3 separate regions of the Homo sapiens genome follow, and all the other regions are linked to region 1. Evidence: chromatin loops called from intact Hi-C (ENCODE). Cell type or tissue: heart right ventricle. All regions are shown on one strand. Region 1 overlaps TNS3 (tensin 3). Region 2 overlaps TNS3 (tensin 3). Region 3 overlaps TNS3 (tensin 3).

Evidence for each region. Hi-C counts contacts between places; a loop is a spot of excess contacts. Peaks named below come from ENCODE experiments on the same cell type or tissue, not always from the same donor. Only the 100,000 strongest peaks of a DNase experiment are listed, where the experiment ranks them.
Region 2: it touches region 1 in a loop (2.3-fold over the local background); 9 of 110 quality-filtered maps call a loop at or near these places.
Region 3: a loop joins it to region 1, with 2.9 times the contacts of the local background. A loop is called at or near these places in 5 of 110 quality-filtered maps.

The regions. Positions count from the first base shown.
Region 1 is chr7:47,375,541-47,383,540 of GRCh38, reverse strand. All of the region lies in intron 16 of TNS3 (tensin 3), which reads left to right. Among named protein-coding and RNA genes, the nearest start is that of SNORD151, 85 kb to the left of the region's middle. RefSeq lists an enhancer at 3,072-3,935. In heart right ventricle, no CTCF peak of the experiment used is centred here; a DNase peak (open chromatin) is centred at 3,450; H3K4me3 peaks cover 795 bases; H3K27ac peaks cover 1,866 bases.
Region 2 is chr7:47,282,252-47,290,251 of GRCh38, reverse strand. It overlaps TNS3 (tensin 3), which reads left to right. Exons shown (of 31, transcript NM_022748.12): 28 at 6,387-6,555. Among named protein-coding and RNA genes, the nearest start is that of SNORD151, 180 kb to the left of the region's middle. In heart right ventricle, a CTCF peak has its summit at 3,853; a DNase peak (open chromatin) is centred at 2,034; H3K27ac peaks cover 1,919 bases.
Region 3 is chr7:47,298,614-47,306,613 of GRCh38, reverse strand. It overlaps TNS3 (tensin 3), which reads left to right. Exons shown (of 31, transcript NM_022748.12): 21 at 1,611-1,782; 22 at 3,030-3,664; 23 at 4,342-4,428. Among named protein-coding and RNA genes, the nearest start is that of SNORD151, 160 kb to the left of the region's middle. In heart right ventricle, no CTCF peak of the experiment used is centred here; no DNase peak of the experiment used is centred here; H3K27ac peaks cover 2,711 bases.

The DNA of each region.
Region 1 (8,000 bases):
TTTACCATTCTAATCATTTTAAAGTATACGATGCATTGATTTTTAGTACGTTCACAAGGTTGTGGAACTGTCGCCATTATCTAATTCCAGAACATCTTCATCACCCCAAAAGAAGCCCTGTACTCATTAGTGGTCACTCCCAGTTCCTCCTTTCCTCAGCCCCTGGCAACCACGAAGCTACTTTCCTTCTCTCTGTTTCCCATTCCGGACATCTCACTCACTGGAGTCGTGCAATGAGTGGCCTTCTGTGATTCGCTTCTTTCACTCAGCCTGTGTTCCAGCTGCATTCCTGTTACGCTCCATCCTTTCATGGCTGTGGTGTGCCACTGTGTGGACACACCACACTCTGCCTATTCATTTGTTAGCTGGTGTGCATTTGGGCTCGTAACACTTTTTGTCTAGTATGAATAACGTTGCCTGTGAACATTCTTGTCTGTGTTTTGGCCCTAGGATATTCTTATACCTCTAATCTTTCCCACTACTTTTTGAAATTTCCACATCTTTTCTCATCCTTCTAATTGGTTTCCCATTCTGGAATTTTCTTCTGCCTTTAGGGAGTCCCAAATAGGAGTGGCACTAAACATACTGCCAACCTCCTGTCCCGCTTGCTATTTTCAGAGATATTCGGGAAACTCAACAAGTCTTTTCTTCATTAGCTGCACAGTGGTCCCTTGAACGATAATTGAACTGTGTGAGTCCACTTATATGCAGATTTTTTTCAGCCAACACACAGATTGAAAATACGGTGTATTTAGGATGAGAAATCTGTGTATATGGAGAGTCCACTTTTCCTATACTCAGGTTCCTCGAGGTCGACTGCAGGATTTGAGTATGTACAGATTTAGTATACTCACAGGGGGTGGTGGGGGACTGGGGGGTGCTGGTGTCTTGGAACCAATCCCCCGCACATACTAAGGGTGGACTGGCCAGCCTCCTGCACAGAATTACAACCCTTCAGGGTGAAAAGGCTTGGGGGCTTTCAAAACACTCTGAGCCACAGAACTGCCTTCTGGCCAAACATCAGCAAAGCTTCAAAAGACCACGTTGTTTCAAGAAAGGTTAATACTAACAGCCTGCACAGGCTCCATATAATCAAGACCCATTAGCAGGGAACCTGTAGAAAATGAGAGCGTTCTGAGCCTGCCTGCTCAGTGGCTGCCAGCTACGTAAACAAGATCTGAAGACCAGTGGGTGCCTGTTGCCATATATTCACAAAGGCTTATGGCAGCCCGTTTACAAAGCTGTCATCCACATGAAGAAAATTTGCCCTCAGCCACCGAAAAACAAAACAACAAAAACCCCAACCCCACCCAAATCAAGCCCAACCCAGAACAACATGAAAGGAAACACTCCTTTTGAACATACAACTAATCCTGCTGCCTCTTTCCATTAGAAATGGATAAAGGTACCTTGGCCGTTGCTTTTCTTGCACAGTTTTGTGATGCAGTGGTCTGATTTTAAGATTTGTATCCTGTAGGAGGCTGGGACCCCCTAGCCATATCTAGACATACAGTTAGCTACAGTTTGGAAAGACCCCGGTGCTCAGGAGAGACTCGGACATTCATTGCGTTGTATTCACTACTTCTAATCTCTTTTCGTTTGATGTGTATTCTTTAAAGCAAAGTATTTTGTGATAAATTAGTCACTGCCTTTATTGCAGTGATCACATCATTTGCAGAATGGTAACAATAATTTCGGTTCTCTTGATAGGAAGGTGGGTTAGCCAATACCCTTTAAAGAATACCAAATTTGATAGAACTTTTTGCACAATAAGTGCATTATGTCTCATCATAAAAGAGATTGTTTCTCCCAAGGGTGCGCTGAGTTTTACCTTAACCTCCTGTAAGCGACATATGCCAATGTGGCCATCTCGGGTGATTTAAAAGATTTGTTACCCTCTGCGTGCACTTATAGCCCAGGTATGTCCTGTCTCCCCTGGATGGCTGATTGGTGATTTTTAAAAGGGTTTCCATTGTGCTGTGGGAACCTGAAGGCATCAGAACGGGCTTTTGCTTGTTTGCTGTGTCATATTCTGTTCATTTAAAGAGTAAAAGTGTGTGGTTGGTATTGTGGCCCATGTTGAGCCAAAGCAAAGAGTAAGCCACTGTCTGAAGCCCACCTACGTTGAATGTAATGAGGCTGAGATGAAAAGGATCTGCTACACTGAACACAGAACGTGGAGGTCTGGGCTAACCACACAAAATATGCTGTGTGCAGTGAACATTCACGCTGTACTCTTAGCCACATCCCGCACAAAAGACAGAGAGACAGCTCCCAGGAGATGGAGCATGTGTGGCAAAGATTTTCCGCCTGGTTACTTTGAAGAAAGCAAAAGGAGGCTGAAACTGTGCTTTGTAAGCTGCATGGGTTGGTGCTGGCTCCTGGACGTCAGTTCAGAACACTCAGGAGTGAAGGCAGAAACCTGGTGAGGGACTCCCAGGAGGAGCTTCTTTCTCCACCTTTCAGCCTCTGGAGTTCAAATTTCACTCAACCTGAGTGCACCAAACCCCACCCTCTTATTTACATTGCCCTGGCCTTTTTGGCGGAATCAAAGTCCCTACATAGCCAAGGAGATCTTTTACCTTCTACACTAGTGGGAGGCCAGGTGCCTGGGAGGGAGGTGGCACGCCCCCGCCCTCCTCTGGCATGCCACTGTCCTGCTGTGAAAGCCTGTGTCAAGGAAAACTGGGCTCAGAGGTGCAGACTGAGAGAGCCGCTGGGCTGTTTTGAAGGAAGGTAAGCAGAGAGCATTTGTGTGTGTGTGTGTGTGCGCGCGCGTGCATATGTGTATGTGTGTCTGTGCCTGTGTGGTGAGTGTGTGTGTGCATGTGTGTGGCTTCTGTAATGCTACAAAGACCTGAAACTGAGCTGTGTGCCTGCTGAGATTTACCAACTTGCCAAGACTTCCAGAGGAAAAGAGCTGGTACTAGCCAGGAGGAGAGGGCGTTATGGAGTGGAATAATCAGCAGAACGGATGCTTTAACCGGGCAAGAAGGAATGTCGCTCAGGACTTGTCCAGGAATGCCTTTATTGGTTTGCAAGCTGGAGGAGTCTTAACTTACTGACTTCTTTTTGGGGAAGAGTCAGTGATGGTCTGACATGCTGTTTGCAAGCTCTCTGGCCGCCTCTGTGGCCAGCCGGCGTGGGTGGCCTCAGATAAGGCCAACAGGACCTCCTCTTTTCCTCTGGGCTTGGGCCCCTGTGTTTTCAGTTAGGAGTGCCCAAAAGGGAACTGAGCTGCCCAGTCAGAGGCCTGAGATAGGCGCCTGCTGAATGCTGAGCCTGCACCGGCGTGCTGGTGTGAGAGGTCTGCCCGGGGAGCCGCCCTGGCCTGCCCTGCTGTCAGTACGGCTGTGGGGGCACCTTGGCGGCGTCTGTGACACGCCTGCCACAGCCCCACTCGGAGCACAGTGCTCCTTTATCGCCACATTCCAGAGCCTCACCCAGGAGACCGCGGGAGCGCTTGGAATCTGGCCCAGCTCCTGAGTCGCTCCTGCTCTGCAGTGGGATGCCTTCCCTTCCCAGAGAGGCAGTGTGTGGCTGGGCAGGCGTTTCTGTGTGGAAGGTTCTGCTCTGGTTCTTGCTTTTGTTAATTTTTTTTCTGCTCTATATTTCTCTAAGAATTTACAGTCTGCCTCATTTTTAGAAAGCGTGAGCAAGCAGCTCAGCTTTACTTCAGAGGGAGGGATTTTCCAGCGCCCTCCGGCAGTCTCAGCAAGGTGTCCTGGTGCTGCCGCTGCAGCCTCTTTCCTGCTGGGCACCTCCCCTCCTGGCAGCTCAGAGGGTGATTTGGGTTTGGGGGCTTGGGAAGGAGTTAACTCTCAAGGTGAGACTGATGCACCAAGGGAGCAATGCCTTAGAATGGAGTTATTCTGCCTAAGGAGAGAAAGAGTTGTCCCTACAGAGTAGAGTTTATTACCGTCTTTTATTTTTTGTAAAAACAAAAATAAAAAAAGAGGAAAAGGGCACATTTCATCGCGTCTTGAAATATATCAAAATCATAGAGTATCTGATTTAGTAGATTAAAAGCAGTGTTCTCAAAGACCCAAGTGTAGTCCTCATTTCTTAGCTCTTGAATTTTCTGTGGAATAGAAAATGATTTAATAAAAACTCCAAAAATCATTAATTAGCAAAGAGTCAGAATTCTATTGTAATAAAATTAAAGCAGACCTTGTTTGAGTGAGAGGTTATACATGCTCTAATTATAAATGTCCACATGGAAAAAACGAGAGTGATTTTTGCATATGCTATGGGTAAGATAATACAACGCCCCTTGAGAAGGAACCTCTTGGCTCAGATATCGCTTCCTGACTGGGAAGGTCTTTCGGTGTCTGCAGCCCCTACCAGGCCTCCAGGGATCAGGTACCCTTGGGACACTGCCCGGGCTACCCGTACCTCCCCTCCTCGCAAATGTGAGAATGCCCCTTGCTTCATTGTTAACCCCATTCAACCCTGCCTTGTGCTCTGGGCCACAGCCTAGTTTTCAGCCCTCCTGGCTTGGTGATGGACTCTTCCATGCGCCGGAGCCTGAAATCCAGGCAGTCCCTTAGCACCTGTCCTCACCAGCACTGAAACCCCCACTGGCTGTTCCACATTGTGCAGCACCAGACCCATCAACTGAATGGTCTGCTGGAAAACTCACAAGTCCAGCGCCGGTGCCATGGCTCATGTGTCAGTTGACCTAGCAAATCCAGGAGAAATGTTCTCTCACTGCTGAGGGGAGGTCATGTGATGCAGTGATGGGAACCCTGGGTGTGCATGACACAATCTGCCAGAAAACCCTTAGCCCTCCCCCCATGAAACTTGGACATGCTTCGGTCCCTTGCAATCCCCCTAACCTTGTGGGTTAAGCAGAGGAGAATCCATACCCCTTCTGGGTTTGGTTTGAGCCTAATGAGACAATAGGTACGAAGTGCTTGGAAGACAGTGGTTGCCCAGTTAGCTTATTACTGCTGCTTTTGCCATCATTGCTGTCAGTCACCGAGGAAACAAACAAAGTATGGGATGGGAAAACTGTTTTACAGCTGGTAAGATCCTGAGCTGGGCAGCTTGGCCATAAAGTCGCACTGGGTGGATGGTTAGCAAAGTTGGTGCCTGGGACAATTTCAGTCATATCAAAAAATGACTTAGGGAACTTCTGAATACGTTTTTTTAAACCCATCTTTCACCATAGCTTTATATTAGAGAACAGTTCCTCAGTGTAATTCTCGAGACGGGAGGTCAGTGGACCTGCGTTCTGTGTACTCACTGATTAGATGTTCATGGAGCACTCCTCTGTCCCTCAGCTCTGCACCCAGAGGGTCCACACATGAATCACTTGTGAGTTCTGGGAATTCTTCACTTGACCAGAGAGGGGGAAAGCACAGAAAGGAGGGTTTGCCCAATGCCTGCTGTGTGCCATGCCTTTTGTGTTGAATCCCAGTGGTCCTGGGAGCTGATATCAGCAAACACCCCCTTCTCCAGGTTGCTTCTCTGCAGACAAGGACAGTGAGGCACAGAAAGGCGGAGTGATTCATCTGAAGTCACACAGCTATGATCAAGCCAGGACTCAAGCCTGGATTATGCCAGAACCTCTAGAAGGGGAGGGAAGGTGTGCACATGAATCACTCCAATGGAAATGTCAAAAGACGCTTTATGTGACAATGAGGCGCAAAGGGACTATGATCGTTATCCCAAGGAGAGAGGGTTTCCATTGTCTCATGGAATTTAGGAAGAGGAGGGAAGGCCTTTGAAGAGGGGGAGGAGGGCATGGGGGAGAAGGAGAAGGAGGGAGGGGAGGAGGGAGAAGAAGAGGAAAGGGAGGAGGAGAAGGAGGAGGAAAGGGAGGAGGGGGAAAAAGAGGAAGAGGGAAGGAAGGGAGGAGATCAAGAGGAGCCACCTCAGGTTGGGGTCTAGTCTGCTGTGAGTCTCATTTTTGTCTTGATCTCACAACGGTTGTTTTAACTGAGATGCAATTTACATGCAGTAAAATTTGCTCTGTTTAGTATATAGTAGTCTGAGTTTGACAAACATTATGCCATGACACTCCCACCACTATCAAGACGCAAATATTTCTATTGCCCAAACCATCCCTCACACCCTTTGCAGCCCCACTCTTCTCCTGGCCCCGACCACACCCATTTGTGTCCAGACACAGTGTCTCCACCCCAGAATGTCACCTATGTGGAGTCGTACAGTCGAGCCCTTTGAGTCTGGCAGTGTTCACTCGGCATAGTCCTTGAGACCCCTCCAGGAGACTGCCTGCAGATGAGCACTCGTTTTTGAAACCGAAGCCTCTCTGTCTTCAGCATTTTCCCTGGGCTGTGGTTGTCAGAGCCCACCATGGGCACTTGCAGCTGCAGACATCATTCCAATAAGCCTCCACTTATTGGGACTGTTTGGATATGGTGAATTGATTCAGCTGGACGGCCCCAAGTGAGTCATTTGAGGGTGACCTAGGGACAGGATGGTTCCTGGCTGTGTCTGGAGAAGCTACCTGTTCCCTGTGGTGGTCCAGGCACAGGCAGGACCTCTGGCATATCCATGGCTCCTGACCCCGATGGGGCTGCTGGTACCATGGGTGTGTGGGAGAACTGAAGACTCCATGCTAGGAACAGCACCCGATCCACTAACTGTGAGGATAGAAATGCACTAGCTTTAAGAAACGGAACAAAAACTGTGACCATCACTGCAGCGGCTGTGACACCACAAGGGTCTGTTCCTGATAATGAATAATTTTAGGAGTTAGGGAGGAAAGCACAAAGCACTTAATAGTCTCTGAAGAGTGAGTGAGGTGTATATGAGTTTGTGTGTGTGTGTGTGTGTGTGTGTGTGTCTTGATCTAGATAGTTGATCTGTGAAATATAAAAAGTGATTGACTAGGATTAGAATTTTATCTTTTTTTGGAGTGGAGGGAGGTTGGTTTAAATTTCAGATATTCTATTCAGTAGGCTTGTAAAAAAAATCGTTAATGTTAGTGCAGGCTCTCTCAGCCTCTGATTTCTCATCTGTAAAATGGACTTCCCGTTTCCTGCTTCACAGGATTGCTTTGGGAATTGAGTAGGATCCCTGGGGCCTAACAGTGTGCTGGGCGCATGGGAGGAGCTTGCACGGTGGCCTTGTCTTTAGGAGGTCAGCTGAGTTGTAAGAGAGGGGTGTTTCCAGAATTCTCTCTGTTTGTCAGGTGATGAAGATGCCAATTCCTGCAGCCTCACCTGGCTCACCTGAGGGTGGCTGCTTCAGCATCAGTGGATGCCTTTCTTCTCACACACTGCTCCGTCTTTCCCTTGCCTCTGTTGATCTGTCTATTCGGATGCCGTGAAATGTGCCCACCACCCTTTCCATCTCTTGTTTCTCTCTCTGTTCCCCAAGGGGGCTTGTCCATTCTCCAGCACATCATCAGGACTGGGCTGAGTATTGCTTTTAAGTCCCCGTTTATGACTAGCAATCATAGCAAGTGCTTAGTCAATTCTAACCAACTTTCATGGAGAAGAATTTTCTAGTTTCTCCTTTGAAACTAAAAAATTGCAGGGAGGATACTGTTAGTTCTTTTGAAATGAAAAAGTTACTTTTTAAGCACACCTGTCACAAAAATAGAACATGAGATTCTTAGCATCAATACCTAGAAAAAGGAAAGGTTCCACGTCGCTTCATAAATCTATCAGATTTGTCCTTCCTTTGCTTCAAACCAACTTCTGTTGGAAGCAGGGCCAGTGGACAGTTCAGTGGATTACACATCAGTGATGAATATTTTTGGTTGCTGAGTGATTGATGATGGAGGGTGCTGAAGTGTGAGATCAGCTGTCCCTTTGGCTATCTGATTGTTAGCATGCCGGGGAGCACAGTTGGGCATTGCCTAATCTGTTTTCAACCGGGATGGAAGGGATGTTTTCATATATTTTTTTGGTCTTCTCCATTTTTTGGGTGACTTTTGAAATACTTTCTGAGTGCCTCTTAACCCTCTTACCTCCTTGTGGGAAAGCCACGTTTCAGTAGCAGGGTTGGGTTGGAAAGAGAAGGAT
Region 2 (8,000 bases), 93 kb after region 1:
TGTGATCCGTTTTAAGTTAATTTTTGTGAAGGAAGTAAGGTCTGTGTCTTGATTCATTTTTTATTTTTTTGCCTGCAGATGTACAGTTGCTTCTGTACCACCAGTTGAAAAATCTGTCTTTTCACAGTTGTATTCCCTTTGCTCTTTTGTCTAAGATCAGTTAACTATATTCATGTGGGTCTACTTTCGAGTTCTTTAATTGACCTATTTGTTCTTTCACCAATATCACATTTTCTTGATTGCTTTAGCTTTATAGTAATCCTGGAAGTCAAATAATGTCAGTCCTCCAACTTTGCTCTTCTCTTTCAATATTGTGTTTGCTATTTTTGATCTTTTGCCTTTCTGTATTAACTGTAGAATCACTTTGTTAATATCCACAAAATAAGTTGCTGGGATTTTTATTGAGATTGCATTGAATCTATAGATGAAATTAGGAAGAACTGACACCTTGGCAAAAGTTGAGTCCTGCTGTCCATGAATATGGAATATCTCTCCATTTATTTAGTTTTTTGTATCTTTCATCAAAGTTTAATAGTGTTCCTCATATAGATCTTGTCTATAGTTTGTTAGATTTATATGTAAGTAGTTTTTGGGAGGTGCTACTGTAAATGGTATTGTGTATTTAATTTCAAATTTTACTTGTTTATTGCTGGTCTGTAGGAAAGCAGTTGACCATTTGTACATTAACCTTGTATCCAGCATCTTTCTGTAATCGCTTACTAGTTCCAGGCCAGGTTACTTTTGCAGCATTAGATGCAGTCGTAGTGGCCCCAGTTTAAGAAGGTTGTAAACAAACCACACACCATAGGGCTCTTGTGGTTCTGTGGCCATGAGGGAGGGACACAGCTAGAGAGGACAGTGGGGACTGCTGACTTTCAAACCCTGACTTTCAAAACTGTTTTAAGTTTTTCATGCAAGGTAGGTGTTTATTGTCAGAAATGTTGGGGAGGGAATTTCTGAGTCTGGTAGAAAATTGGACTAGAAATACCTCCATTCTGTACCTCATATCTGCAGAGTAGTTTACAGGTGTAACTCCACAATGAAGGTGTATGAAATGTATAGGCATTTTCTTATTTCCTCTACAATTTGTATTATTCTTCTATGTAGCTTTTCCCTGTAAAATTATACATCACTGTGTCTGTTACCAAGCTAAAGTAAAATTACTCTGTTTTGAATGGAATTTTGTAGTGTTTAAGTTATTTTAGACTCTCCTTATAGGATAAGTTATCTGTGGCCAAAACAAAGGTGAAAATAGCTTGCCCCAAATTGCAAGTGTGCTAAAACTCGAAGCTCCAAAATGAAAAATGTAGCTGTGGTCATGGGTTTCCGGCCATGTTCTGCTACTCAGGATTTTGATCTCTGGCAAATCACTTAGCCATGCGGACCTGAGGTTTGTATCTGGTCAGTGGGGATAATAATATTTCCACACATAGCAGTTGAAAAGATTAAATGAATAGGACATTGACAATGCCTTGGGAGCATTTTTCTGGCCCAAGAGGAATGGCCTTTCCTGGGAAGCCGGCCTCACCCTTTCCCTTGTGAGGGACCTGGGCTGGTCCTGGGCCACAGCCCCTAAATCTGTTTTAGGGGGTCCCTGGAGCCCATCATGGTTCTTAGCTTTCTTCTGTTAAAGTAACAGTGGACCCTGTCTGTGGGTCCCAGTGAAGTGCCCAGAAGGATGCAGGAATTTACTGTAGACCTATCTGATGAGCAGCTCACTCACTCTCAACTGAGGAGACAGGGCTACAAAACCAGCTCCACTCTGATGGATTTATTTGTTTCAGTTGCACCTTTTAAAAATGTATTTGAAATTTTGAAAACCTTTAATTAGTGGTTTTAAAATCACAACTTATGCATCGGCAGTGTTCAAGAAAGCGCAGAAGAACGGTGATAGCAACAGGCACAGAGCACTTGTCCTGCCCAGCTTATTGTCTCCTCCCCTTCACCCACAGGGCGTGTGGGTGTAGTGTCCTGTCATCCCATGTCATAGACAGAGGACCCAAGTTGGCAGCTCTGGCTCCTGAATGGTAGATCTAGGCCTGGCATTCAGCTCCCACGTCCAGCTGTGCCCATATTGTCTCAGGGACACAGCCCTGCCCATTCAGCCCTATATGGTAGCACCAGGGCACACGCAATTTCACTTTTCTCCTTAAGCTTCTTAGTTATCCTGCATTCACCCAGTAAGTGTGGAATTAATAAATGAATTGAATGAATTTAGTTGATCATAACAGTGCATCCTAATAGCACTTGTTTTTAGATATTAAAACTTTCTCTTCTATCTTGACTTATCATTTTTAAGTGCACTTCCATCTTTTAAAATTACGTATGAAATGTATCAATAACTCCAAATGTTTTTTAAGGGTGGGTCTTCTTAGAGTCAAGACTTCATTCAGAACTTGGAGTTTGTATCTGATCATCTGAGTTGGGCATTTATATATGAAGCTTAAATTATGACTGCCTTGAGCTTCTTTCCTTTAAAAATCTCATTTCTGAAACACATTGAGAGCTGCGAATGTCTGCTGTCCATTACATTAACCGCGATTCCAAGCCACGGAACCAGGACAGCAGATCTGTCACCAGAGGAGTGAGGCTGTCACAGTGACCACCCCTCAGCTAGTGTCGTCTTCACCTGGAGGATTGGCTGCAGGTGTTTAGAATCAGTGCAGAACAACCATTGTAGCAAGACGGTGGAATTATTGCAATCTCTGATGACCTCCAGCAATTTAGTGAGTTTTCTTTCCTAAACTGAACTTCATCTGTTGTCCTAATTCACTTAGAGTCCTAGACTCCTGGATGTGCAATGTTCTTTGAGATGATCATGTCCAATTTCCCCGTTATAAAGATTCAGGAAGCTGAAACTCAGAAATATTAGCAGACAACTCACAAAGATGGGAATAAACTTGTAATGCTCTCCAGTTTAATCCCTTTTTTTAAATATTAAGGCCATTATGCCTTTGTTCCAATCTCTAAAACAATTTCTATTTGTGTTTTAAGCCTCGGTTCTTAATTGTTTCTTGTTGAAGCAGAGGAATATAATATAATCCTGAAAAGAAAGACTTACTTCTTTTCAGTAGCCTTCTAATAGATTTCCCAGAAATGTTGCAGTTGCATTTTTTAGCATATGGTAGGTATACTTTTTTTTTTTTATAGAGTCTTATATGTTCTTTAAGTTTTAAAAATGGAAAATAAAAGAAAAGGAAAAATGAACTACTCATAGATCGGTTGCCCCTATGCAGCCCCTGAATATTGGGAGGAAGAGTGGACAGCAGGTAAAGTGTTCTCCAGCCCAAAGACCACTCCTGATGTCAAGCAGATCCAATCCTATGCTGCCTTTTTCCTTGTACTTGGGGTCATGCTGCCTGTACGATTCTTTTCTCTTCTCTTAGCATAATAAGTTTACCCATGGTTTTTACAAACATAATGCAGGTCTCATTTTTTTCATGGCTACACAATAGTCCATCATATAATTCACCTCCTTATGGATGTTCATTTACCATGTTTCTAATTTTTAATACCACAGACAATGCTTAGAGGACCATCTTTCTGCATTATTTATTTTTTCTGAAATCTGGATTGTTGCCTTAGGACAAATTCCCACATGTGGGCCTCAGACTTTTGTTCTGTGTTATCAAGTCCCTTTCCCAGAGTAGCCTAGCAATTGACAGAACTCCATGCCATGGGTCTGGTGGGTGCCTTCCTGGTAACTCTTACTGGGCACTGAATCTTCACCTCTGGCCAAGAGCACCTGTCAAGTGGCATTGGATGGTCTTGGGTCAGGTGCAGTTGGACAATCATAGGCAGGCGCAGGCATGCCTGTTCTCTGCTGGAGAGAGGCTTTGGGGCACTTGGTGTCAGTTGGTTGATGTGTGCTCCGTAGAACAGCCTCCCTAGTGGCAGCATTTTCTTCTCTGCTTTAAGGAATGATGACATAGTTCCTGCATTTGGGGAGAGAGATTCCCCAAACAGCAGATTGCTACCAAACTCTAGCCAGCAAGACTGCTCCTCATCAGAAAGCCATCTGTGACTCCTTCAAGAGAGCATGGGTCTGGGTTGTGGCAGCTGTGGTTCTGTGTGAACTGATTGAGATTGTGCCAATTTTGTGGAATTTTCCTAGTAGTTAGGTCAAAATTTTCCCTTTTTTCTCTCTTTCATAACTGCATGATCAGCATGACAGTAATGCTAATAAAATCAAAGGCGGACTGTCCCTCTCGTGAAGTCTGTTTTGAATTCTCCAGGCTCCCTCGCAGCTCCTATCTGATGCACACATGCTTTTCATTTTCCCGTTCTAATCATAGCAGACGTGGTTTTTATTCTGCTTTCCCTGCTGATTGCTGATGACGTCTTTCCATGCTGCCATGTGATTTTCCTGGTTACCGCTTGCTGGTTGCTTGGTATTACACCGAGGGAGCTAATTTCACCCCTCTCTCATTTCTAATGTGTTTCTGGTTTTTCCCACTGTAATGAATATGTGGCACAAATGTCTTTCCCTGAAGGTTAGCTATCCTATGTGGTTACAGAATATTTCCTTTCTCAATCTCCTCAGAAGCGGGACCACTAGGTTACTTCTAGGCATTTCATATCCACCTGATAAATATCGCCAAGTATACTAGTCGGCTCTCATGATGCTAATACAGCCATATCTGAGACTGGGTAATTTATAAAGAAGAAGAGGTTTAATGGACTCACAGTTTCACATGGCTGGGGAGGCCTCATGATCATGGTAGAAGGCAAAGGAAGAGCAAAGGCACATCTTACATGGTGGCAGGCAAGAGAGTATGTGCAGGGGAACTACCCTTTATAAAATCATCAGATCTCGTGAGACTTACTCACTATTACGAGAACAGCATGGGAAAAACCCACCCCCATGATTCAATTACCTCCCACCAGGTTGCTCCCACCACACATGGGAATTATGGGAGCTACAATTCAAGATGAGATTTGGGTGGGGACAGAGCCAAACCATATCACCAAGTGATCATCAAAAATAGTGGGCTCAATTCCTCAGAGTGTCTTCAGCTATAAACAATATGGCCTTTGCGGTGGATAGAAAGGATGGTCCAGCAACTCACAAGTCACCCTGCACTGTGACACCCAGGGACATCCTAGCCCATCTGTGGGCTTGTGTGTCAATGCACCCTGTGGCACACCTGTCAGACCACCTGCCAGCACACCTTCCAGTGCACCTGCCAACACATCTGCCAGAACGTCTACCAACATACCTGCCAAACCACCTGCCAACACATCTGTCTGTGCACCTGCCAACACACCTGCCAATAGGCATGGCCCTTGCTGGTTCTGAAAAGTCAGACTTAAAGGCAAAGAGAAAATGGAGCTGCTTCCCAGGGCTGCCTACCCCAGGAGGACACGGCCGAGGGAGACAACACTACCCAGCGCGTACCGTGCATCCGAGTGCTGAGATGTGTTGCTGTAGACTGTGGGAAAACACTCTTTTTCTGTTAAGTGAAACTTTAGAGGCCTTTAACCACGGAATTAAGACACCCACATGCTCACATAGAGGGACATGTATACAGTAGACAAGGGGCAAGTGAGTGAGGGCAGTTCTGTTCCTCAGGAGGAAGCCTACTCAGCCTTTGGGCAGGAGAGGCCCTGGTTTACTTCAGTGAATGAGCTTCAGGCTAAGGCTGGATGTCTTGGAACACCTCAATTTCACCCATGCCCCAAAGTCACACGTGCACTTATGCTTGAACTGCAGGGTCACAGGCTAGAAGGGAAAGAAGGGTTGTTATGGAGCCCAGTTGTTTTTCTTCTCCCAAGAGGAGATGGTCAGGGACAAGACCCACAGCTCTCCCTTGGCAGCATGGGGAGCCAGGACACAGGTGAGGCCGGGCCACTTTTGGCTTTTTCCAGCCTGTTCTCTGAGCTCACTGCAAGCCATTCCTTCTCTTGGCAACCAGGATTTGAGGACACATGCTTCCCTCATGGTTGTTTCTCAAGGGCCTCTGGGCTCCTTACCTATAACAGTAGTTGGGTTTCATATTAATGTGACTGTTGTCCATACCCACCCTGAGACCAGAGAAGGTGCCTTGGGCTCCACCTGGGACACGAGGGTTTAATACTGCTGCAGGGCGAATAGAAAGCTCCCTCTGGCTGGTGGGAAGGCAAAGCCACACCAGGCGGGTCTGCTTTGCTCTAGTAACTCGCTTATTCTCTGCCTTGACATGGGAGTAAGTGCATCCTTGGAGCACTCACTGTTCATGTTTTCAGAATTAGGGGCAAAGGCCATCTGCCTTACATGCACCCAGCATAGGCCACATGCGCAAGTTGTTCATAAACCCAGTCTGCACATCAGCAACTGCCTGTGTGTTAACAGGACACACCTGTCCCAATAGTTGCAACTAACATGTGTCTCCCTTGGTGTCTTCCAGCCTGCAATGTGTGGTACTTGAACTCTGTGGAGATGGAGTCCCTCACCGGCCACCAGGCGATCCAGAAGGCCCTGAGCATCACCCTGGTCCAGGAGCCTCCACCTGTGTCCACAGTTGTGCACTTCAAGGTGTCAGCCCAGGGCATCACCCTGACAGACAATCAGAGGAAGTGAGTGCCTAGAGGGAGGCAGGAGCCGTCCAGCAGGGGCGGGGCTGTCACGTTCCTCTTGTTCTTCCCTAGTGTGAGTAGTCATCCAGGTAAATCATTAGCCGTCTTTGAGGTCATGAGTCACCCAGGGTCTGTCTAGGTATTTTTCTGTCATTAAATACGTCCTGGGAACCACATAGGAACTCTTAGCATTTGTTTGCAAGGCTATTTTTCTTAGAAATCAGTAAAATAAAATAAAAAAAGACGTTTGGCGTTTTAAAATTACACACATACACACATAATTGCAAATGCAAAAAATCTTTTAACTCAGTTCCTTAAAAACACTCTGATACTATGATCAGAGTCCAATGATCTTGGAACCTATTGTTTTAACAGAGGGTCATTTCCTTTCAGGTGAGCGTATGACCTTGATATGTACTATTTCCGTTGGCCAATTTCAAATGACTTACGCCTGAGCTGTTACTGAGCCAGTTATGCTGGAGCAGATGTTCTCCATGTGGATCTTTACTGAATGCCCAGCATAAGCATGGAACAGAGCAGCCACAGGGCTGTTCCTGTCTCCCTCCCTCCAGAATGCCATCCCTGAGTGCAGCCTGTGGCCTAGGAACAGAGCATTTCAGATGCAATTATTTTGTATTGTGTGGTTGAGGAGGCACGTTGGCATCAACCGTGGCAGCAGCATGATGGCAGCAGCCATCACAGCAGACAGGCCGGCAGGGGACACTCAGACCAGCCTGGCTGCTTTCCCAGGATGCTCCCCGAGCAGGGCCCCCATGCCTCTCTGTGGTGCCCATGTCCCTAGAAGCAAGACATTTTCTTCATCTGCCCAAACCACCTGGGAGGTTGAAGGCAGGATCTTCCCCTCTGTAGCTTCAGGAATAAGTGAGTTTAGGCAGGTTTAGCTCATCACCCTTCATCTGCTGAAAAAAATGAGCACAAAGCAGAACGTGGGTTTTGCTGGTCAGACCCGTTCAGTGCCCCTGACACTGACCAGTAGATGACCCTGGGCAGGGTCCCAATGCTTGATGCTCTCGTATTTCAATCCTGCACCAAAATACCTATTTCAAGGTTTAGTGTCTCAAATGAAAAGGGCACTCAGCAAGTGCCCTGTGTGGCACACGCAGGGACAGGGTCAGGGTTGTGGCTCAACCCCACCATGTTCTCAGGGTCAGGGGCATGGCTCAGCCCCACTGTGTTCTCAGGGTCAGGGTCACAGGCAAGGCTCAGTTTCACGGTGGACTCAGGGTCAGGGACATAGCTCAGCTGTATGGTGGACTCATGGTCAGGTTCAGGGGGCATAGCTTTGCTGTTTGGTGGACTCAGGGTCAGAGTCAGGGTTGTGCCTTGGCTTTATGGTAGACTCAGGGTCGGGGCATGGCTCATCTGCATGGTAGACTCAGGGTCAGGGGCATGGCTCAGCTGCATGGCTCACCCAGGGTCCCAGT
Region 3 (8,000 bases), 77 kb after region 1:
GACAGAGCGAGACTCCGTCTCCAAAAAAAAAAAAATTCTCTAAGGTTTCCTTAGGAAAAGAATTCGTGCTAAATAAAAATAGTAATTTTTAATTCATATTGAAATGACGTGTGACCAAAAAAGTGCTTCACTTCACATATGTGGGGATACCATATAATTTTTAGAATGTTCATTCTGTCTTGGTAGAGATGGAGCTTGTTTACCTCATTGGAGTGAAGTGCATTCCATTTGTGAATTGATAGTGCAAATTCTGTAGAGATCAATTTTTTTTAAAAAACCAGGATATTACATCCTGTATGTGGAGGTAATTTAGTTGAGTGGTCAGGGCTTTCCCTTGCTTTTTTTGGATATAATTCCTCACTGGTCTGAATAATCCACAGACCAGTGCTCATTGGCACCTGGATTAATGAAAACCCCCTAGGTATTTCATCTTCAGAAATCACATATGCTGTTGATAATTCCTTTCAGAGTATTCTTAGTAAATGTCATTTTTATAAAGTGTGATTCTGGTATTCAGTTTTATTATTGGTTTTCATTTGAAGGGTAAAGAAGGTAGCCTTTTTTTCAGTATAATTAAAATAACACATATTTCAAGCATGTGAGGTGATAGTCCTGTGAGTTGTAGGGAAAACAGCATTATTTGGAAATCTCTAAATTTCAATACCCTCTCCAGGAAATGAATAATATGGAGTTTTTTTCTACATTAATATTCTCTTATCAATCCTCATTAGTTTTGAAACAGAAAACAAACTGACCAGTATTTCTAATAATATTATTTTACTGACCATGGTAGATTTGTCCATTTCTTGAAGCCTGGTTTAAAAAAAGAAAAAATATAAAAGGTAAGATGTTTTAAATATCCAGAAATAATGCAGCTGCTGGGCAAGAAACCAAACAGAAATTCTGTCAGAGGAATGTGCCTGGGCTCAGGCATGGGACACAAGCAGGTTTGCGTTCTGGCCCACCTGCGAGGGTGGCTTCTGCACCCCACGGTGTGGCCTTTGAAGCAGCGGGGTTTGACCTGGAAAGCAGCAGCATGGGTTTGCACCCTCATAGTGCTCGATGTTGATGGCCCAGTTACCAGCTGGGGGGAGGGTAGGGACCAAAGGAAGGTGGAGGACACCTAGGCCGCCCGGCTGCCGCAGGGCCTGCACTTATGGTCTTTATTGGGAGAAGTCGCCTGCTGGTTTGCAGAGGAAAGGCCATGCCAATTCTAAAGTGAGGTGCAGCCTAGATCATGGAGTGGAGAGTACATTACAGGACATCAGCCTTTGTGGGGGATGGGGCTGGGAGGACCAGCCCAGGCGGCCCAATGTGCATCTCCTCACATGACCAGCTCGTGGTAATGGGCTGGACACTGTGGGGGACTGAATTAGGTCGCTTTATTTTTGGAAACAGTGATGGGTGAGAATAAACCCATGCTTGTGGGTGCAGGGCTGGCCGCCTCCTCCAGCCTATTACGGGTAGTGATGTCATGTTCAGTATGGCCATGGATGACAGAAAGCCTCAAAGTCAGCACTGTTTCTTGTGGAACATGCAAAAGCAGCAGAGATTATGACTTCTCCAGTCCTACAACCGAGGTCTCTCTGCTTCCTGTGTTCCCGCTACAGAACCACGAAGCTGCCCTGAGACGCTCACTCACGCTGTGGGGATGTCAGAGAGCCCCATCGGACCCAAATCCACGATGCTCCGGGCTGATGCGTCCTCGACGCCCTCCTTTCAGCAGGCTTTTGCTTCTTCCTGCACCATTTCCAGCAACGGCCCTGGGCAGAGGAGAGAGAGGTAAGAAGATGGATCTTTAAACTTGGCACAAGTTCCCCTTAAAGACCCAGAATGCTGAGAGGCATGTGGGACCAGCGGGGGCTTGCTCTTCAGAGAAGCTGAAGCTAGACCAGGCAGGGACTGGCCTGAAGATGGGGCGGGGCAGGGGACCAGGGCTGTGTGCACGACACTGCTACCGCCGGGGACAGGTGTATGTGGTGACATACGAGAAAATATAGGGACATACAGGAAATACAGGAAAAATCAGTCTTAGAGGGCTTCTGGTTTACAGAAAGACCTGGGGGTGGGAGAGGGTGGGTATTAACAGGGAAAAATGGCCTATTTCTGCTTCACAAAGATACTACCCCTGAGGACATTCATACGTGAGACCATTCCACTTGCTCAGAGTAGGAATAAGTTTCTTTATGCTTTGTTGTATGAACACGTAGCTCCCTATTTAACTTTTTAAATTCTACCTCTGTTCTCCTTAAAATAAAAGAGGAGCCCTCATTTAAGGACATTACGCATAGACTCTGTACCCATGAATGTTCCATTGCTAGTGAAATACGTGTGTCACGTGGTGTGGTTTTAGCTGTCTTTCCGTACTCGTAAGTGGTTGGTAATTTCCAGTAGTCTTTGTGGTATCCGTTAATCAACTGGTTCATCTAGCAAGCATGGATTGAGGACTGATGGTGTATCTGGCAGATAAAGGAGATGGGGCAGAGGGATCATGCTGCGAGGAGGAGGGGACCCACAGTGAACCAACGGCCTGGCTGCGGGGGATGAATGTGGGTGGCATCCCTGCCTAGTGCTGTGGGACAAGACGGGAGGGCATTTCTACTCCCGAGGGCACACGTGTATGTGGCCACAGGTGCTGGCTAAGGGCTAGGAAAAGGCTTCCCAGTGGGTGCACAGCTGAGCTGCGTCTTAAAGGACGAAAGGGCCTTGACCCGGTGAAGATGCAGGAGGGAAGGCGCAGGGGCCGAGGGAGCAGCATCTGCGCATGTGGAGGCCTTCATGGGGCGGCTCCCCTGGGTGCCCTCATGCGGGCTGCAGCATCCAGGCATGAAATGGGGGCTTGAAAGGCAGGCAGCGTGAGCTCAGAGAGGGCCTTAGTGTACATATTTTGGAAAATACCTCCTGTGCTGCCTGGAGGGCCTCAGCACCCACTTCCCCATCCCTGTCTTCCCGTGTGGGTGACGCTTGCTGGTCTTCAGGTGTCTCTTTGTACCTTACATGCTGTCTTGGTCGGCTTGTCTTTTGAACAGCTCCTCTTCTGCAGAACGCCAGTGGGTGGAGAGCAGCCCCAAGCCCATGGTTTCCCTGCTGGGGAGCGGCCGGCCCACCGGAAGTCCCCTCAGCGCTGAGTTCTCCGGTACCAGGAAGGACTCCCCAGTGCTGTCCTGCTTCCCGCCGTCAGAGCTCCAGGCTCCTTTCCACAGCCATGAGCTGTCCCTAGCAGAGCCACCGGACTCCCTGGCGCCTCCCAGCAGCCAGGCCTTCCTGGGCTTCGGCACCGCCCCAGTGGGAAGTGGCCTTCCGCCCGAGGAGGACCTGGGGGCCTTGCTGGCCAATTCTCATGGAGCGTCACCGACCCCCAGCATCCCGCTGACAGCGACAGGGGCTGCCGACAATGGCTTCCTGTCCCACAACTTTCTCACGGTGGCGCCTGGACACAGCAGCCACCACAGTCCAGGCCTGCAGGGCCAGGGTGTGACCCTGCCCGGGCAGCCACCCCTCCCTGAGAAGAAGCGGGCCTCGGAGGGGGATCGTTCTTTGGGCTCAGTCTCTCCCTCCTCCAGTGGCTTCTCCAGCCCGCACAGCGGGAGCACCATCAGTATCCCCTTCCCAAATGTCCTTCCCGACTTTTCCAAGGCTTCAGAAGCGGCCTCACCTCTGCCAGGTAGGTGTGTTTCCAGCTGGTTGGAAGGGCCCCTCTGTCCATTCACTGGGGAAGGGAAGGGTTCAGACCTGCAGCTGAGCTGGCATATCTCTAGTGCTGGGCTGGGCACCTGGAGAGGAAATCCAGAGCCGTTGGGGTACTTTTCCATTTTCCTCGTCCAAAACCAAGCACTGGCTCAGGCTTTTCATTCACTCTTCTTGGCTTCTGTGTTTGGCCACCTTGGATTCCTTCCAGTTGTAGAAAGTGCAGACATTTGCAGTGGTTCTACTTTCCATGTCACTTGGGAACATGGCTTTTTGTAAATAACAAATTCCTTGTCAAATTAAATTAATTCATCCAAAACGTCATTATGAAATATTTCAAGTGTATAAGAAGCAGTGTGGTCTATGGGTTGAACAACACCAACCTTACCCTCTCTTTCCTCACTACCTTCCTATGTATTCTTAAAATGTATTGCAAAGGCTCAATCCAAGCATCCTGTTGTTCTGTTTTGTGTTATAAAACAGTCACTGCCTCCTCCAACTCAGTCATTTCAAAGGCAGGGTTCCCTTTCCTTAGAACATCGCTCGCTTGCTTGCCCTTGGCATGGGATTTGGACTTCTGGGATCACAGCAGATGAGAGGTTGCAAGAAGAAAAGTGCCCATCATGGTCACTGTTTTTAAATTTTGCTTTACAGATAGTCCAGGTGATAAACTTGTGATCGTGAAATTTGTTCAAGACACTTCCAAGTTCTGGTACAAGGCGGATATTTCAAGAGAACAAGGTATGTGGGGAGGATGAGGGCCTCCTTGGGCATCTGCCCTAGTGCCCGCTTCGCTGCCTTGTGTGAAGATGGGCCCTGCGGTGGGAACATCGGGCAGCCGTGGCCTTCATATGGATTGAGTTTGAGCAGGGCCCACACGTTATTCCATGCCTCCTGGGGACATGCTACAACCTTTAAGTTTTTATAGGGGAAAACTCACTACTAATGAGGGAGTTGGTGAGGAATGGGCCCCAGCCATGAGCATTCCAGTGTGTAGGGTGTAATTTCTGGCTGCTTGCACCAGCCACTGGCTTGCCAGTGATGCCAGCCCACAACTGCTGACTGTGAGGAGGAGACACACTCTCCTGCATCTCCATGAAACCAGAGAGGACAGGGTGAGGAAGCAGGAGAGACACCCTCCTCTGAGAAGTCAGGGACACTGTGTGTTTGTGAACACCTACATAAGCACTTAATAATGAGACCCGGTTGTGGACTTAGCCGCATGCCTCACACACAAACCAGACAGAGCATCTCTCTGCTTGGTACAATGTCAGGCTTTTTTTTTTTTTTTTTCTAATTTGAAATCATTAATACTAATTTTTGAGCAATGAATATTTGAATATTTTGAGCATCACTTTTTACCAGAGCATGAATAGAAGAGATGTGGGAGAGGAAGGCTAGCAAGCTCTTCTGGGCAGCCCTGCTTGGAGACAGCCCCTGGGCAATGAGGAGAATTCATAAGGTGCTTCCCTCGGCTGTGGGATGGCTTTTCTCCCTGGATGCTGTGTCTCAGCTGAGCGTACCTTCCTCTGGATACCTCATTTTGGCAGTGCATAGAGTTTGTTGCTTCTGGGATATACCTCAGAAGAGATGGTGTGTGACTGGCAAGGCAGGGCAGGGCCATGCCTCCAGTGCCTGGAAGACGGAGTCAGGATTCCTAGGAACCAAAGTGAATCCCGGTGGCCACCTGGTGGAGGCTGGAGTGAAAGAGGGAATGGGTTGGTTTAAAGCGGTGAGAAATGACAAGCTGCCCGCAGTCAGCAGGAGACCCACTTGGCTCCTCTGTGCCTCTTTACCTCAACTTCAGAAGAAAATCAAGCTCTCTCCTTATGAAGATGCCTCAGGAATGCCTAGAAATGAATAGTTGAGTGGCAGAAAAATAGCTCTGTCCAGCTCTCCACTGAAATTCTGCTATTCAGTTATGTAGATGACAGAAATGGTAAGAATGTGCATCTCTTATGATCTCAAAGAAGCGATTGTCATTTTAAGTGGAAGAGAGAGAAAAAAAAGCCTGTGGCCTGGAAAGACCTTCATTTCCCTGAATTGGCCTTTGTGAAACACTGCTCACCATGGCTGAGGGCCTCTCTGCGGCCGGATGCTGTGTGCCTGTTGCCACCACCCTGGCCCTGCTTGTGTCTCAAGAATCCCGATGACTGTGGCCCCCAGTGCCTCGGCACCTCCTCCAGCTGGCCAAACTGAGAGGTGCCTATCCAGCACCTAAGAGATTCTGCACAGACCCTTCCACTCTATTGGTGCCGTCTTCTAGGGCAGGGCGATGTGTGGGGCTGGATGCCCCCTTCTCTCATTGTGCAATGTCATTGTAGCAGGGGGGATCTGAAACAGACAGATTTGGGTTGGAGTGCACTGCTGGCTTCCTCGGCAGGGTAGCAAGGTTCGAGCCTGCCGCGGGGGTTTGCTGAGAGCAGTGCCATGTGGAAGGTACCTGCCCTTGCTGGCGCCTGGTAGATGCAGGATAAGTGGATGTGGATGTGCAGTATGTGTAGGGGCTGCTGTTGGCATGTGCTTGATCTTCAGCACACATTGTAGAAGGTTTGCTGGGAGGACCCCATCTCAGGATGGCCAACATGTGCATCGAGTGTTGGTTTTTCCAGCTGAGCTCTAAAAGGATAACTTTCATTTTCTACATATTTTACATAGAAGAGACCTGTGCAGACGAACCTTCTACTGCCCGTGTCAGAGTCTCCAAACAGCGGAAGGCTGCCCTTGGGTGTCATTTATTTGGATTTTAACTGTCAGATGTGCCTTTTTCTAGAAAAGCTACAATGACATTTCAGGGTGATGCAGGAGGAAAAAAAACACCCAGATAACCTCTTTGGGAGTGCAATTTGTCACATACTTAATTCCTTGAGGTTTCTTAAAGCTAACATAAAAATACCTCAGGAGGAAAAGAGGACCTTAAAGTAAAATCAAAATTAAGTACTACTGTCCCAGTTGTACTTCTGGGGTGTTGCTTCTCCAGATGCTTCTCCAGATGCAGGGCGCGACAGTGTGAGAAGGTGCGAGGAGACTCACTTGCCTCCCCTCCCCTCATCCCTGTCTCCAGGTGAGGAATGCGATGCCAGTGCCAGGGTGGAGCACGCAGCTGCTGTGTGCAGTGTGTGGACGCTCGTTTTTCCAACTTCAGCACACCAGGCTCCTCAGCCTACTTCTGTTTGGAAAAACAGCGGGTCTAAAATTCTCCTCTTACTCCCATTGCCTGTGCAGGAGAGCACAGCCCCCTTGCACCCCTGCAGCCTGGCAGCTGGGGCTTCCCTCCTGGCATGGGGAGAACTGGTCGGAGCAAAGCCCGTGTTCCCTCCACTGCCATCCACAGGTGCCCAAAGTCTCAGTCCCGTGAGGCTTCTACACTTTATTTACCACAGAGAAGTAGAACCATGACTTACAAAAAGAAAAGCTCTGAGGTATATCACAGTTGAAACAAAATGTAAGTGATCTTTTGTCCTACTTAGAGAAAACAAAAAAGTAGGCCCGGCGCAGTGACTCACTCCTATAATCCCAGCAACTTAGGGAAGCTGAGGTGGGAGGATCACTTGAGCCCAGGAGTTTAAGGCCAGCCTGGGCAACATAGTGAGACCCAGTGTCTACCAAAAATTTTTAAAAATTAGCTGGGTGTGGTGGTGTACACTTGTAGTCCCAGCTACTCAGGAAGCTGAGGTGGGAGGATCACTTGGGCCCAGCAGGTTGAGGCTGCAGTGAGCTATGATTGTGTCACTGTACTTCAGTCTGGGCAACAGAGTGAGAGAGCCTATCTCAAAAAAATAAAAATTAAAAACTGAAAAAATGTCATTCACGTTCAGCCCCCAAGTTTATAGACTACGCTGTGAGAAAACGTGCACCAGAATTCAGGGTTTATTCCCAGGGCCTGTGCCCTGCCCCAGGAGGCCCCCCACCCAGCCCTGGGTCCCTTGCATGGGCGGCTGCAGGCCTGGCTGGAGCTACCAGCAGTCTCGGGCATGCACGGTGAGCCTGCCTGTGTTTTCCTGCCCATCCTTCCCACTGCGTGCTGTTTAGAAGCTCCTGCTTCATCCCCAGGGGCATGTTGAGCTCCTCCCCGTGCCCTCATCCTGTGCACAGGGCCACGGTGCAGACATTGAAAAATGTGTAAAAGAAACCATTCGTTTCATCCTATGGCCAGACAGATGCCTTGGCTGTGGGTCCGGTCAGGCCTGGGGGCATGTGAGGGGCCTCTGTGGGAGTGCGCCGTGGAGGTATTTACTGAGGCATGCCGGGGGCATCCCAGCACTTACTGGTTCATGTTCTGCGCCCTGATCGCTTCCAGGCAGAGCCTTTGG